2 separate regions of the Homo sapiens genome follow, and region 1 is linked to region 2. A link is an interaction called in ENCODE POLR2A ChIA-PET data of the cell type or tissue named here. Cell type or tissue: OCI-LY7. All regions are shown on one strand. Links, peaks and the distances in the headings refer to the core of each region. The heading gives the core; the rest is flanking DNA.

Region 1 (5,789 bases), core at 1,077-3,576, 440 kb after region 2:
ACTGGATTTTACAAGGGGTCTTATCAATCTAAATGATGAGTCATAAATAACTAAAACAAAAACTCATGAGCTCTACACTCATGAGCTCATGCCACTGCACTGCAGCCTGGGCAACAGAGTGAGACTCGGTCTCAAAAAAATAAAATTAGCCAGGTATGGTGGTGCGTGCCTGTAATCCCAGCTACCCAGGAGGCTGAGGCAGGAGAATCGCGGGAATCCAAGAGGCAGAGGCTGCAGTGAGCCAAGATCACACCACCACACTCCAGCCTGAGTGACAGAGCAAGACTCCATCTTAATAAAAAAAAAAAAAAAAAAAAAAAAATTTCCAGGCACCTAGTCTCAACAAAAAGGCAAACATTTATCAAACTTTTAAAAACTTTTGTGGCCAGGCATGGTGGCTCATGCCTGTAACCCCACCACTTTGGAAGGCTGAGGCAGGTGGATCACCTGAGGCCAGGAGTTGGTGACCAGCCTGGCCAACATGGTGAAACACCGTCTCTACTAAAAATACAAAAATAAGCCAGGCATGGTGGTATGCACCTGCAATTCCACTACTTGGGAGGCTGGGGCAGGAGAATCACTTGAACCCAGAAGTTGGAGGTTGCAGTGAGCTGAGATCATGCCACTGCACTCCAGCTTGGGCAACAGCAAGACTCCATCACAAAAAAACCACTTTTGTGCATGAGATGACACCATCAACAAAGGGAAAAGGGACTCCTTGTGCTCTGTTTAAAGGATAATAAATGGCTCAGCTTCTATGGAAACAGTACAGTAGTGCCTAAAAAAATAAAATTACTGTATTTTCCTGTATCCCACTTTTGGGTCTAGTTATATTAAATTTGAAAAAATTGAAAACTGAACCTTGAAGACATATTTGAAAACCACTCTTCACAAAATCAAAGAGCCAGATCAATCCACATGTCCATTGATGGCTGCATGCATAATGAAAATATGCTAGGCATATATATACATTGAAATATTAATCTTATAACATCCTGTCTCATGCTACAACAATCACAAAACTTCAGGATACTATGGTAATTGCAAAAAGCTAGGCACAAAAAGAAAATTACAGTATAATTCACCTTAGATGAGTTATGTAGTGTTGTGCAACTATACACTTAAAACTGCTTAAGCTGGTAAAATTGAAGTTTATTATTTTACAATAATTAAAAATAATAAATCACAGTACCAAGTAAAAAAACTAATTGATATTGATTAAAAGATGGGCATAGGCCAGGTATGGTGGCTCACACCTGTAATCTTAGCACTTTGGGAGTCCGAGGTGGGCGGATGACTTGAGGTCAGGGGTTCAGGACCAGCCTGGCCAAAATGGTGAAACCCCATCTCTACTAAAAATACAAAAATTAGCCGGGCATGATGGCACATTCCTGTAATCCCAGCTACTCAAGAGGCTGAGGCAGGAGAATCACTTGAATCTGGGCAGCAGAGGCTGCAGTGAGCCGAGATTGTGCCACTGCACTCCAGCCAGGGCAAGAGAGCAAGACTCTGTCTCAAAAAAATTTTAAAAAAAAAAAGCAAAAGTATTTGAATGACATTTCTGCAATACATAGAAATGACCAATAAGTATATGAAGTGGTGCTCAACATCAGGAGTCAACAGGCATAAGTATTTTACACAGTGTAGTTTCAGGTGGTTATTGAGCACTTTCTCTCATGAAAAGTATTCATAAAATAATAAAATTTTAAATATAGCCATTTATTAAAGTAAAAAATAATAATTTAAATACTGCAGCTGTTTCAAGTGTATCATGAGAAACACATAATTGAAGACGTCCTTTCGAGAGAGGAGTGAGTGTTTTGGAATGTATCGAGGAAAGCAGAAATTTAGGGATTTATTGTCATTCCTAAGAAGAGCTGGCTGAGCGCGGTGGCTCACGCCTGTAATCCCAGCACTTTGGGAGGCAGAGGTGGCCGGATCACCTGGGGTCAGGAGTTCGAGACCAGACTGATTAACATGGTGAAACCCTGTCTCTACTAAAAACACAAAAATTAGCTGAGTGTAGTGATGCGCGCTACTGGGAAGGCTGAGGCAGGAGAATCGCTTGAACCAGGGAGGCGGAGGTTGCTGTGAGCCGACATTGCGCCATTGCACTCCAGCCTGGGCGACAGAGCGAGACTCTGTCTCAAAAACAAAAATATAAAAAAAAAAAAACAGCACTAAGCTACAGGGGTCTTAAGGACTCCTGCTTTACTGTTTTTTTTTTTTTCTTTTTTTTTGAGACAGAGTAGTCTCACTCTGCCACCCGGGCTGGAGAGCAGTAGCACAATCTCAGCTCACTGCAACCTCTGCCTCCAGGTTCAAGCAATTCTCCTGCCTCAGCTTCCCAAGTAGCTGGGATTACAGGCACCCACCACTATACCCGGCTAATTTTTTTGTATTTTTAGTAGAGACGGGGGTTTCACCATGTTGGCCAAGCTGGTCTCAAACTCCTGACCTCGTGATTCACCCACCTCAGCCTCCCAAAGTGCTGGGATTACAGCTGTGAGCCACTGCACCTGGCCAGGACTCCTTCTTTGACCAAACTTGATCTCACAGCCCTCTTCTTGTCTAGGCTTTGGCCTTCTTCTGCAGAGCCCAGTTATAGCAAAAAGCCTTTTAAGGCAGTGCACAGAGAATCTCTCCCACCAAAACTTAGTATTTCCAATCAAGTTCAATTTCCCTCACTCATGATAATCCATCAACTTTCTCTTCCCTAACTGCTGACACTTCACCAAGTTCCATCCTTTCCCTCGCCTTGCCCTGTAATATAGGAGAGAGATTAAACTCAGGGAGACAGCCTATTACGTGTCGTGAGAACTGTAATATAATATACAGAACTGTAATCTCCATATTATAGTTCTCATGACACATATTACAATTGTGCTGAATAAAGCCTTCCTTGATATTTTAAACACATTTTCAATACAATCTCTCTTTATAAGAGATAGGGACTTAGACTGGAGACTCTGCTTCAGAAATCTAGAATGCATAAGGGATAATAGGCTCTCTCCCTGTGGGGAGACAGCTGAGACTACCTCCCACTCACAAAACCAAAACACCAGGTCAGATTTCTCTCCTGAAGACCACTCCCTGCTGTTATCCCATAAACTTAGTAAGATAGGGGACTGTGGGTGCACTATTTCCCAGACAGGGTACTAGGGTAGAGCTTACCTCCTGCAGTGATGATGCAGGATGCCTGGCGGTACTGGCTGCCAATTCAACCGTCACGCTGTGATAGAGACTTAGGTGTTGGGAACAGGCCCCCAAATCTGGCCATAAACTGGCTCCAAAACTGGCCATAAACAAAATCTCTGCAGCACTGTGACATGTTCGTGATGGCCATGACACCCACAATGAAGACTGTTGGTTTACCGGAATGAAGGCAGGGAACACCTGGCCCACCCAGGGTAGAAAACCACTTAAAGGTGTTCCTAAACCACAAACAATAGCGTAAGTGATCTCTGCCTTAAGGACGTGTTCCTGCTGCAGATAACTAGCCAGAGCCCATCCCTTTGTTTCAGCCCATCCCTTTGTTTCCCAAAAGGAATACTTTTAATCTATAATCTACAGAAACAATGCTTATCACTGGCTTGCTGTCAGTAAATATGTGGGTAAATTTCTGTTCGTGGCTCTCAGCTCTGAAGGCTGTCAGCCCCCTGATTTGCCACTCCACACTCCATATTTCTCTGTGTGTGTCTTTAATTCCTCTAGTGCCCCTGGGTTAGGGTCTCCATGACCGAGATGGTCTTGGCAAGTGGTGTACATGTGTGGGTCTTGAACCCAGGTCAAAGTGTCACCGGAGTAACAGTTGGAGAATGTGGAACTAAGCTGGAGGACACCCGAGTACTCTAAAGCAATGCCCGTGGTAAGAAGGGGAGCTTGGAAGCATCAGGGTAACAAAGGGACAAGTGTGGGCTCTGGTTCCTTCCATCTTGTAACCTTTTCACACTGATGAGGAGGAGGAAGGAAAGTAACAGAAGAGATGACAGAGCAGGTTTGTTTGCCAGCTAAAGCTAAAGTGGCAAAGGAGGAAGAGTCCATCCCTACCCTTCTGCACCCCCTCCTTATTTTGAAGAAAAAGAGTGGCCTGACCCACCAGATCTTTCTTTTCTGGAGGACACTGGACAAAAAGTAGTTTCCCCAATGAGTGTTCGAGCAGCACCTTGAGCAATGGCTCTCAGTTCTATTCAGGCAGGAATTCACCAAGCTACAAGAGAGGGTGATATAGAGGCTTGGCAGTTCCCTGTTAGGATACACCCCCCAGATCAACAGGAAAATACTATAGCTACATTTGAGCCTTTTCCTTTTAAATTTGGGAAACACCATGAGGGGCCTGTCCCGGGCCCCATTCCAAACCAAGGCATTTCCGGCTGAGGCCATTCCCTAACCCTTGTACAATATCTATCCCCCACCACAGCCAGTAGTGCCACGGTAGATTTATGCTGCACAAAAGCTGTGAGTCTTCTGCCTGGGGAACCCCCACAAAAAGTTCCAACAGGGGTCTGTGGACACTTGCCAGTAGGGACAATCAGATTACTTCTAGGTAGATCTAGTTTAAATTTAAAAGGAGTGCAAGTACATACAGGAGTCACTGATTCAGATTACAATGGGAAATTCAAATTGTTATAGCTACTTCTGTTCCCTGGAAAGCAGAGCCAGGAAAGCACAACTCCTGATTGTGCCATATGTGGAAATGGGGAAAAGTGAAATTAAACGAACAGGAGGATTTGGAAGCACAAATAAACAAGGCAAAGCAGCTTACTGGGTGAATCAAAGTATTGATAAATGTCCTACCTGTGAAATAACTATTCAGGGAAAGAAATTTAAAGGATTGGTAGATACAGGAGCAGACATTTCCATCATTTCTCTACACCACTGGCTGTCCGCATGGCCAATTCAACCCACTCAATTTAACAGAGTTGGAGTTGGTAAAGCCCCTGAAGTATATCAAAGAATCTGTATTTTGCATTGTGAAGGGCCCAATGGACAACCTGGGACTATTCGATCAATTGTAACTTCTGTACCTATAAATTAATGGGGGAGAGATTTTACTGCAACAATGGGGAGTACAAGTTCTAATTCCAGAGCAATTATATAGCCCTGAAAGTCAACATATGATGCATGAAATGGGGTATGTCCTAGGAAAAAAATTGCAGGGTTTGAAGGAACTGCTCCAAGCAGAAAGACAAAGTTCCCACCAAGGTTTAGGGTATCATTTTTGATGGTGGCCATTGTTAAGCCTCCAGAAACTATACCTTTAAAATGGTTAACAGATAAGCCAATTTGGATAGAACAATGGCCGCTAAGTAAAGAAAAACTGGAGGCTTTAGGGGACTTAGTTACTGAACAATTAGAAAAAGGACACATAGCTCCAACATTTCCCCCTTGGAATTCTCCAGTCTTCGTAATTAAGAAAACATCAGGTAAACGGAGAATGTTAACTGACTTAAGAGCCATTAATTCAGTTATATAACCTATGGGGACATTACAGCCAGGACTGCCTTCTCCTGTGGATTCCAAAAAATTGGCCTTTAATTGTCATAGATTTAAAAGACTGTTTCTTTACTATCCCTTTAGCTGAGCAAGACTGTGAACGGTTTGCATTTACAATTCCTGCAATAAACAACCTGCAGCCTGCTAAGCATTTTCACTGGAAAGTGTTGCCATAAGGCGTGTTAAACAGTCCAACAATTTGCCAGACTTATCAATTGAAAACATTAAATGACTTTCAAAAAGTACTAAGGGATATCAACTGGATACAACCTGCTCTAGGCATTCCTACCTAT
Region 2 (5,956 bases), core at 406-2,905:
TAAAAAGACAAAAATTAGCTGGAGGTGCTCTCTTGAACCCAGGAGGCAGAGGTTGCAGTGAACTGAGATCATGCCACTGCACTCCAACCCAGGAGGAGGAGGTTGCACTGAGCCAATATCATGCCACTACATTCCAGCCTGGGCGACAGAGCAAGACTCTGTCCCCCCCAAAAAAAAAACAGAAAAAAAAAAAAAGAAAGAAATCTGAAGCAATTATGACCAAATGTTAACATCTGTTTCTTCACGTGGTGGGTACAGGCGTGTTTTGGAAGCTTCTATGCTTCCTGTATTTTGAGATCACACAAAATTATGTTTATTATCTTATTGTGCTACATGATCTTTGTAGAAAAGTTGGTAAATTCTGGAATGCACGAAGAAAAAGATTATAATAGCCAGTAATACCCCTGCCCAGAGAGACAGTATCCATTAATTTTTCTCTGCCTATGTTTGTCTTCGGAAAAATGGGATACTATTGGCACTATTTTATAACTTTTTAATTTGTATTAACACTTTCTATATTTTTTAAATTGAAAAAGCTGGCCAAGCATGGTGGCTCAGGCCTGTAAACCCAGCCAATGTGGGAGGATCGCTTGAGCCCGGGAGTTCAGGAACAGCCTGGGCATCGTGGCGAGACCACATTGCTACAAAAAAAAAAAAAAAAAAAAAAAAAATTAGCCAGGCATGGTGGTGCACACCTGTGGTTCCATCTACTCAGGAAGCTGAGGTGGAGGATCGCTTGAGCCTGGGAGTTTGAGGCTGCAATAAGCTACGAATGCACCACTGACCTTCAGCCTGGGCAACACAGCTAGACTCTTGTCTCAGAGAGAGAGAGAGAGAGAGAGAGAGAGCACAATGAAAAAAATAAACCTGATCTTGCACAGAGCATGTAATAAAACCTGTGCGTTCTTGGCTATCTCTCTCTGGTCTCCTCCAGGGTGCTGAATAAGCTCTTCTCTCTCCATTCACCCAGGAGAACTCTCTTCTGCTGATTTTCTGTGGAGCTAGATCAGGCTGTGACTCAGAATCTCCCTCCACCTCCACCCTTTCCTATTTTCCCAACACCAGTGTCAATCTCAGATGTCAACAACCCCACGAGTGAGTTCCTCCTGTTGCCAATACATCCAGGTCCTGTTCTCCGCTGCTGTCTCTACCCAATCCCTTCCCTTCCTTCCTCCTGCCAATCCTGCTTTCCCTGTTTCTTGCTCCTCTGACCTCCTCCGCATTGCTTGACTGTCTCAGATACACTCTGGCCTCAGGGTCTTGGCACTTTCTGTTCTCCCTGCCTGGAAGGGTCTTCCTTAGTCAGATACTGAGGTCACCCATTGTGTTCAAGTTCCTTTAATTTATCTGAAATGAGTCTGGGCGTGGTGGCTCACGCCTGTAATCCCAGCACTTTGGGAAGCCAAGCCGGGTGGATCACTTGAGGCCAGGAGTTCGAGACCAGCCTGGCCAACATGGTGAAACCCCATCTCTACTAAAAATACAGAAATTAGCTGGGCGTGGTGGCACAAACCTGTGGTCCCAGCTACTCAGGAGGTCGAGGCAGGAGAATTGCTTGAACCTGGGAGGCGGAGGTTGCAGTGAGCCAAGATCGTGCCACTGTACTCTAGCCTGGGTGACAGAGTGAGACTCTGTCTCAAAAAAAAAAAAAAAAAAAGAAAAAGATAATTTATCTGAAATTATCTGAAATGCACCACCCTGCCCCCATCATTGACTCTCCTGTTGCTGTAGTTTTCTCTGCAGCACTTACCAGTGCTTGAGAAAACCACCCACTCATTTATCTTGCTTTCAGTTTCTCTTGCTTTCAGTCTGTCTTCAGTTAATGAAAGCTTTTTTTTTCTTTCTTTTTTCTTTTTCTAAAACAGAGTCACCCAGGCTGGAGACCAGTGATGCGATCACGGCTCACTGCAGACTCGACCTTCTGGGCTCAGGGGATCCTCCCACACCCCTTGGCCTCCTGGGGATTGAGACTACAGGCACACACCACCACACCCAGCTAATTTTTGTATTTTTTGTAGAGAGAGGGATTTGTCACCTTGTCCAGGCTGCTCTTGAACTCCTGAGTTCAAGCAATCCTCCCAACTCAGCCCCTCAAAGTGCTGGGATTACAGGTGTGAACCACTGCCCCTGGCCTGTTTATTTAAAAAATTAACATTCATTCTCAGTTTATTGGCTAAGTTTAGAAGTAGTATCAGAATGTTTAAGAGAACTTACTGTTCTCCTTTTATTTGTATGTTTGCATTGTAGATTTTTAATAACTGATAAGGACTTCTCAAGGTGTTTGCTTGGTGGAGACATTTAAAAAGATTAAAGAATAGGCCAGGTGCAGTGGCTCATGCCTGTAATCCCAGCACTTTGGGAGGCCGAGGCGGGTGGATCAAGAGGTCAGGAGATCGAGACCATCCTGGCTAACATGGTGAAACCCCATCTCTACTATAAATACAAAAAATTACCTGGGTGTGGTGGCACGTGCCTGTAGTCCCAGCTACTCAGGAGGCTGAGGCAGGAGAATCGCTTGAACCCGGGAGGCAGAGGTTGCAGTGAGCTGAGATCGCACCATTGCACTCTAGCCTGGGTGGTAGAGCAAGACTCTGTCTCAAAAAATAATAATAATAAATTAAAAGATTAAAGAATAAGCTGGCACAGTGGCTCACACCTGTCATCCCAACACTTTTTGTAGAGACCTCATCTCTTAAAAATAAAATTAGCTGGGCGTGGTTGTGTGCACCTGTAGCCCAGCTACTCAGGAGGCTGAGGTGGGAGCATTGCTCAGGAGGTCGAGGCTGCAGTGAGCCATGATTGCACCACTGCACTCCAGTCTGGGTGACAGAGCTGATACACTGTCTCTAAAAAATAATAATAATTGACCGGGCGCAGTGGCTCACGCCTGTAATCCCATCACTTTGGGAGGCCGAGGCGGGCGGATCACGAGGTCAGGAGATCGAGAGCAACATGGCTAACACGGTGAAACCCCGTCTCTACTAAAAATACAAAAAAATTAGCTGGGCGTGGTGGTGGGCGCCTGTAGTCCCAGCTACTCGGGAGGCTGAGGCAGGAGAATGGCATGAACCTGGGAGGTGGAGCTTGCAGTGAGCCAAGATCGCGCCACTGCACTCCATCCGGCTTGGGTGACAGAGCGAGACTCCATCTCAAAAAAAAAATTAATAATAATAATTATTATTATAGTAGTAAAAGAGTATAGAATAAAATGCATCACACTTATAAAATGTAAAATGTTAATTTCAATCCACTAAACTTATAAACGGACCCAAATATGCATCCAATGACCTCTTAAAGTGATATTTCTTTTTCTTTTTGTTGAGATGGAGTCTCACTCACTCTGTCACCCAAGCTGGAGCGCAGTGGTGTGATCTTCAGCTCGTCCCAACCTCCGTCTCCCAGGTTCAAGCGATTCTCCTGACCTCAAGTGATCCGTCTGCCTTGGCATCCCAAAGTGCTGGGATTACAGGCCTGAGGCCAGGCCCTGAATTAATTTTTTGATGTTTCACTTTGCCAGGTGTATAAGTAACATGTTAGTTGTGATTGTAACTAAATAAAGGCTTAAGGGAAACCGTGTTTCTAAATTTCTAAATTGACTACACATTTACAAAGGAACCCACAAAGATGGATTTTTGGGCCGGGCGCAGTGGCTCACGCCTGTAATCCCAGCACTTTGGGAGGCTGAGGCAGACAGATTGCCTGAGTTCAGGAGTTCAAGATCAGCCTAGGCAACAAGGTGAAACCCTTTCTCTACTAAAATACAAAAAAATTAGCTGGGCATGGCAGCGAGCACCTGTAATCCCAGCTACTTGGGAGGCTGAGGCCGGAGAATTGCTTGAACCAGGGAGGCAGAGGTTGCAGTGAGTCGAGATCACACCACCGCACTCCAGCCTGGGCAACACAGTGAGACTCGATCTTAAAAAAAAAAAAAAAAGATGGACTTTTTCGGGGCCCCAAGGCTTCAAAATTCAAAATGCTGTCATGAGTTAGTTTGATTTGAGGAACCAAAAATTGGCTTTTGTGGCTGGAGCAGAGTGAGCAAGGGGGAAGTGAATCCGGAAGGTTGAGTCTGCAAGGTCAAGGGCAAGGAACAGAGAAGGGTGTGGGTGGGGCAGGTTGCGTGTGCTCTTGGGGGCTGCAGGGAAGGGGGCTTTTATCTGGGTAAGGTGGGAGCCACAGAGGGTTCTGATCAGAGGGACAGATCTGACTTAGATTTTGCATGATGTCCCCCAGCTGTGGGCTGCGGGGCATGGGCTGCTGAATAGGTGGTTTAGGTGGGCAAAGATGGGTCATGGTGCCCCCTACCCTTTAAAAATTAAAAGACAGGGCCAGGAGCAGTGGCTCACGCCTGTAATCCCAGCACTTTGGGAGGCTGAGGTGGGCGGATCACCTGAGGTCAGGTGTTTGAGACCAGCCTGACCAACAAGGTGAAACCCCATCTCTACTAAAAATACAAAAAAAATTAGCTGGGCGTGGTGGCAGCCACCTGTAATCCCAGCTACTCGGGAGGCTGAGGCAGGAGAATCGCTTGAACCCGGGAAGCAGAGGTTGCAGTGAGCCAAGATCGTGCCACTGCACTCCAGCCTGGGCGACAAGAGCAAGACTGTCTCAAATAATAATAATAGGCCGGGTGTGGTGGCTCACACCTGTAATCCCAGCACTTTGGGAGGTTGAGGTGGGTGGATCACTGGAGCCCAGGAGTTTGAGACAAGCCTGGGTGACACAGTGAGACCCCATCTAAATTATTATTATTATTATTATTTGAGACAGAGTCTTGCTCCATCACCCAGGCTGGAGTGCAGTGGCGCGATCTTGGCTCACTGCAAGCTCCGCCTCCCGGGTTCACGCCATTCTCCTGCCTCAGCCTCCCAAGTAGCTGGGACTACAGGTGCCCGCCACCACGCCCAGCTAATTTTTTGTATTTTTTAGTAGAGACGGGGTTTCACCATGTTAGTAAGGATGGTCTGGATCTCCTGACCTTGTGATCCGCCTGCCTTGGCCTCCCAAGGTGCTGGGATTACAGGCGTGAGCCACCATGCCCAGCCTGAATTTTTTTTCTTAAAGATTAAAAAGGCAGAGCCTCTCTGCTCCTCCCATTTGACAGACAGCCACATCTTTTCATGCAGTGAAAAAGGCATGTCCCCGAGACACCGTGGTGAAAGTGAAGACAGGAGTAAATGGATTTGGCCATATTGGGTGCCTGGTCACCAGGGCACCAGAGCTGCTTTTAACTCTGGCAGAATGGATGTTGTCACCTCAATGACCCCTTCATTGACCTCAACTACATGGTCTACATGTTCCAATATGATTCTACCCACGGCAAGTTCCGCGGCACCATCAAAGCTGAGAAGTGGGCTGGGTGTGGTGGCTCATGCTTGTAATCTCAGCTACTTAGGAGGTTGAGGTGGGAGGATCACTTGAGACCAGGAGTTCAGGACCAGCCTAGGCAACATAGGGAGATCCTCTCTCTCTTAAAAAAAAAAAAAAAGAAAAGAAAAGACTGAGAAAGAGAAGGGAAGCTTGTCATCAATAGGAAATGGGAATCTCATCCCCATCTTCTAGAAGCCAGATCCCAGCAAAATCAAATTGGGTGACGATGCTGGCACTGGTTATGTCATGGAGTCCACCAGCAGCATCTTCACGACCATGGGGAAGGCTGGGGCTCGCTTAGGATGGGCAGCCAAAGGGATCACCATCTCTGCCCCCTCTGCCCATGCCCCCATGTTTGTGATGGACATGAACCATGAGAGATACAAAAACCTCATGATCGTCAGCAATGCCTCCTGCACCACCAACTGCTTACCCTCCGGCCAAGGTCATCCGTGACAACGTTTTTTTTTGGTTTGGTTTGGTTTTCTTTCTTTCTTTTTTCTTTTTTTGTTTTAAATAGGGATGGAGGCCAGGTGCAGTGACTCATGCCTGTAATCCCAACACTTTGGGAAGCTGCGGTTGGAGG

Evidence for each region. ChIA-PET counts read pairs that join two places held together with the same protein. Peaks named below come from ENCODE experiments on the same cell type or tissue, not always from the same donor. Only the 100,000 strongest peaks of a DNase experiment are listed, where the experiment ranks them.
Region 1: POLR2A ChIA-PET joins it to region 2 with 5 read pairs; 2 of 35 experiments call an interaction of 5 or more read pairs at or near these places.

Annotation. Positions count from the first base shown.
Region 1 is chr19:12,018,756-12,024,544 of GRCh38, forward strand. All of the region lies in intron 1 of ZNF433 (zinc finger protein 433), which reads right to left. The region is part of intron 1 of ZNF433-AS1 (ZNF433 and ZNF878 antisense RNA 1); the gene reads left to right. Among named protein-coding and RNA genes, the nearest start is that of ZNF433, 14 kb to the right of the region's middle. In OCI-LY7, for the core only: no CTCF peak of the experiment used is centred there; no DNase peak of the experiment used is centred there.
Region 2 is chr19:11,580,094-11,586,049 of GRCh38, forward strand. It overlaps LOC124904638 (a long non-coding RNA gene), which reads left to right. Exons shown (of 2, transcript XR_007067140.1): 2 at 3,324-3,571. It also overlaps the pseudogene GAPDHP76. Among named protein-coding and RNA genes, the nearest start is that of ACP5, 5.4 kb to the left of the region's middle. RefSeq lists enhancers at 1,691-1,890, 3,792-3,931, 3,942-4,001 and a silencer at 2,026-2,191. In OCI-LY7, for the core only: no CTCF peak of the experiment used is centred there; DNase peaks (open chromatin) are centred at 738 and 1,898; H3K4me3 peaks cover 1,794 bases; H3K27ac peaks cover 2,500 bases.